Linked DNA regions of Homo sapiens: region 1 is linked to region 2. A link is an interaction called in ENCODE POLR2A ChIA-PET data of the cell type or tissue named here. Cell type or tissue: MCF 10A. All regions are shown on one strand.

Region 1 (2,500 bases), 64 kb before region 2:
TGCCCTTATAAAAGGGGCCCCACGGAGCTTCTTCACCCCTTCCACCATGTAAAGATGCATCAACAAGGCACCATCTATGAAGCTAAGCGAGCTCTCACTAGACACCAAATCTGCTAATACCTTGATCTTGGACTTTCCAGTTTCCAGAACTGTGAAAAATAAATTTCTGTTGTTTATAAATTACCCAGTCTAAGGTATTTTGCTATAGCAACCCAAATGAACTAAGGCAGGCTATACCTTGAATAATATATTTATTTCTGGTTGTCACACTAAGAAAAGCCATCTAGAGGGTAGAACTGTGTATGTAGAATAAAAAGGACCTAAAGGGGTAAGAACTGTCATGGGCATATGTGAAAGAAGGATTGTACTTGTTTTGTGTGATAGAGGATATAACTAGGACCAAGGAATGGATGGGAATTATATGAAGAAAGAATTCATTATATTTTAAGAACTTTTTTTCTTATTGCCTCTCTGTTGAGGAAAATTGAGTTTATCACACTCCTCAGTTGATGGCACACTGATTATCATTGCTGCTTGCAAGGACCACACTTATTTGATTGTTTTTATCTATTTCTATTTCTCATACCTCCAGGCAATTATTCTAATCCTTTACTGTTTGTCTACTTGTAAAATATGTTTTGTTGTTTTGTACTTGCATATTTTTAGTTTACATAAGTGGTATTTTGATATAGATGTCATTCCATTTATTTCTGTTTTCACTCCACTTGTTTTCTAAGTTCTATTTAGTTTGTTGCATGTATATCTATTTTGTCATTTATAAATGCTACGTAATCTCCATAATGTACATCTACCACACTTTACCAATTAAATTGACTGATGACTCGATTATCTATCATTTCTGACTCATAACCCCAAATCCAGTGATGAGTATCCTGAGTGATCCAACTTCCTGCCACCATAAACAACGTTGCAATGAATAGCCTTACATGTCCCATTTTATACTTTTGTAAGCCTATGTATTCTGGGTCACACAGTGTATGTATAAATAGCTCCATATTGCTCTATAGAATGACTTCTTCCACCAACAGTGTATGAGGGATTCTAGAGCCTAGGGCTTCACAAACTTTTTCTGTAAAGAACCGGATTGTAAATATGTTAGGCTTTTCAGGCCACTCGGGATTGTCTTTGCCACTCCTCCTCTTCCTCCTCCTCCTCCTCCTTCTTCGTCCACTTCTTCATGAATCACCCGTCAAAAATGTTAAATTCCATTCCTATCTTATGAGCTGTACAAAAATGGGCCAAGAACCTCATTAAACTCTTGGGCTATCTAGATCTAGCCCTGCATTTCTGCCAACATGTGGCAGATAACTCATTTCTCTAATTTTGACCAGTGTAGTGAATATAAAGTGAGTGCTTACTATTTTAACTTCCACTTCTCTGATTATTAATTAGCTAGATCATCTTTTAAATTATTTGTTAATCTTTGGGTTTTCTCATCAGTAAACTTCCTATTGAAATAATTTACTCAGAAACTCACTATCTGTTGTGGTGGCTCATTCACTCTGTTTGTAGCTTAGGCTGGTAGAAAACTCTCAAAAAACATCAAAATTAAGTATTTCTGTTCAATAAAAGACACCATGGATAACGTTAGTGAGCAGATAACTGATTAGAAAAAGAGACTTAAAGTGCCTAAAACTGGCCATGAATTAGTATCCAATATATAAGAAACCACAAAAATCAACAGATAGTGAGTTTCTGAGCACTGAATTGTTTCTTGAAGGGCTGAATGGTCATTTGGCATCAATGTTATATTGTAGTGTTTCAAACATTAAGTGGGTGTGTGGAAAAGAGTATTATGGTCTCTTTCAACCCTGAGATTATTTGATATGCATGAAGCAGTTTGAGAGCAACATTTGGAAATCACAGGATTTGGGTAGTAAAAGGGATATTAGTGATTCATTTAATCCAGATTTCCCATTTTCCATGGTAAGAAACAGAGGCCAGAACAGGGGATGTACTTGCTCAAATTTCCCACAGCTAGTAAGTGGCAGAGGCTGGACCAGAATTTCTCACTTCACAGTCCACTGCGCTTTTCATTACCTCAAGATAAATTCTAAATTTAATGGCTCGGCAGTAAACACTCTAGCTGGTTCTAGTGGTGGGAGGATATCACTAAGGTAGAAAATGTATGCAGAAAGGGGCATCTACAAGTTCTCCTAGGATTGACTGGTTCATGGTAAATGCTAATGCTACTTTTATGACTATACATAATCTGTGTTGTTGCCATTTATGGAAACAATTATAAAGTCATTATCCACATTTTCCCTCACCCAAATTATTATGAAGCCTGAAGCTTTTCCAAGCACCCCAGGCACAAATTGTATTGTCTTTTTTCTCTAATGTCAGATACTAAAGACTACTGTGCCTTTTCAGCTGAGCTAGGACTGTGTAACAAACTAAAACATTACAGAATCCTTAACAGCATACATTTAAGAGAGCCACTAGCTGCCAATACTTGATATGTGCAAATCAGAAATTC
Region 2 (2,500 bases):
ATTACAGTTTGTTTAGAGCTACAGTTGATGAGCTCTACTTCACTCCAAAGATGTGTAACTATCCTACAATCTTGATTAGTAGAATCTAACATTTAATGCTTGATGATTTGGAAAAGTACAAATGACATCAACCTTCAGAATATCCATTCACAGCTGGGCGCGGTGGCTCATGCCTGTAATCCCAGCACTTTGGGAGGCCAAGGCAGGTGGATAACAAGGTCAGGGATTCAAGACCAGCCTGGTCAATATGGTGAAACCCTGTCTCTACTAAAAATTAAAAAAAATAAAGAAAATAAAAAATTAGCCGGGGGTGGTGGTGGGTGCCTGTAGTCCCAGGTACTCAGGAGGGTGAGGCAAGAGAATCGCTTGAATCCAGGAGACAGAGGTTGCAGTGAGCCAAGATCACATCGCTGCACCCAGCCTGGGTGACAGAGCGAGACTCCGTCTCAAAATAAATCCAATAAATAAATAAAATGATAAAGAATATCCATTCACAGTATTAGTTGAAATTAAATATAGTGGTGCAAATTAGTTGTCACCTTGACTGGCTCTCACAGGCTAAGAATACTATGGTCACAGTCCAATCTTCATGCTGAGTGATCTGCTTTGCACAGTGTGAATGCTCACCTGTGGCTGCTGTTACATAAGTTTCAGTTATCCAGGAAAAAATGGAAAAAGATATAAATAGTTGGGTGAAGCTGAAGGTACATACTCTTAATAGAGAGTACATGAATAGTTGTTACCATTTTCTTTTAAAATTATATTCAGTAAAACCACCTCAAATTACTTTGGCTAATTTTTTAAAAATACAAAATGGATTTTTTTCCACAGTATGCTACAAGTGAATCAAATTAATCAGCTGTATTGAGAAGCTAAAGGTCAGATTGTATGTAGCAGAAAGACATCCGTTTGTGATTACTTGGTTACCTTATCAGGATATTGAGTCTATGACATACTTTGCTGACAAAAACTTGAATAGGTCTAGAAATTCATTAGCTGTCTTTGTTAAGTTGAAAATATTAGTGGTGATTTGTGAGACTTTGGTGCACCCATCACCCGAGCAGTGTACCCTGTACCCAATGTGTAGTATTTTCTTCCTTGCCACCCCCCTACCCTTACCCCTAAGTCCCCAAAGTCCAATGTATCATTCTTATGCCTTTGTGTCCTTATAGCCTAGCTCCCACATATGAGTTAGAACATACAATGTTTGGTTTTGCATTTCTGAGTAACTTTACTTAGAATAATAGTCTCCAATTCCATCCAGGTTGCTATGAATGCCATAATTTCATTCCTTTTTATGGCTGAGTAGTATTCCATGGTATATATACCACATTTTCTTTATCCACTCATTGACTGATGAGCATTTGGGCTGGTTCCATATTTTTGCAATTGCAAATTGTGTTGTTATAAACATGTGCGTGCAAGTATCTTTTTCGTATAATGACTTACTTTCCTCTGGGTAGATACCTAGTGGTGAGATTACTAGATCAAATGGCAGATCTACTTTTAGTTCTTTAAGGTATCTCCACACTGTTTCCATAGTGGTTGTACTAGTTTACATTCCCACCAACAATGTAAAAGTGTCCCGTTTTCACCAAAAACACACCAACATCTATCATTTTTTGATTTTTTGATTATGACCATTCTTGCAGGAGTGAGGTGGTATTGCATTGTGGCTCTGATTTGCTTTTCCCTGATAATTAGTGATGTTGAGCATTTCCCAATATGCTTGTTGGCCGTTTGTATATCTTCTTTTGAGAATTGTCTATTCATGTCCTTAGCCAACTTTTTGATGGGATTGTTTGTTTTTTTTTTTTTCTTGCTGATTTGTTTGTGTTTCTTATGGCTCAAAGGAAAAATATCAGTATATATTTCAAACCTACATGGTCATAGTATCCCCTTTTTTGTATCTTTAAATAACTTACCACCTATTTGTATGTTGAGCCAAAAGCCGAACATAGCTCACTCAAATCATCCTGTGTGTGTGTTACACCTATATACATATATATGAAAATATAAAAATAATAGAGAAACTTCTGGTTCAAGATGGCTGACAGAATATATATATATGTGTATGTATATGTGTATATATATGTGTGTATATATATATATATTTTTTCCTCTCCTCTTCTCCCCAAATCCCATTGAAATGACAACAAAAGTGTAAACATTTATTTATATGTGTATATATATACACATAACATCGTATATTTAAACGTATATATCATATATAGATGATGTCCAATGGCAATGAATTAGAAATGAAATCAAACAGAGCTGATAAACTTTTCCATATATGCAAAGAGCTGAGACCTCTAAAATATGGAGTTTCCCAAGATAGGCCACAGGAATACAGCTATACTGTTATCAGAGCCAGTGGAGGCTGGAAGAAGAAGGGTGACTTCGATATTTAAAGACAGATGGAACAGCTATGCTAGTCCCCTACGAGCCTGAAAGATTTAGGCACCTACCACCCATGTAAAGCATGCACAGAAAGCCA

The links. ChIA-PET counts read pairs that join two places held together with the same protein. Peaks named below come from ENCODE experiments on the same cell type or tissue, not always from the same donor. Only the 100,000 strongest peaks of a DNase experiment are listed, where the experiment ranks them.
Region 1: POLR2A ChIA-PET joins it to region 2 with 5 read pairs; 3 of 35 experiments call an interaction of 5 or more read pairs at or near these places.

What each region holds. Positions count from the first base shown.
Region 1 is chrX:113,511,952-113,514,451 of GRCh38, forward strand. All of the region lies in intron 3 of LOC101928437 (a long non-coding RNA gene), which reads left to right. Among named protein-coding and RNA genes, the nearest start is that of XACT, 100 kb to the right of the region's middle. In MCF 10A, no CTCF peak of the experiment used is centred here; a DNase peak (open chromatin) is centred at 1,220.
Region 2 is chrX:113,575,515-113,578,014 of GRCh38, forward strand. No RefSeq gene overlaps it. Among named protein-coding and RNA genes, the nearest start is that of XACT, 41 kb to the right of the region's middle. In MCF 10A, no CTCF peak of the experiment used is centred here; no DNase peak of the experiment used is centred here.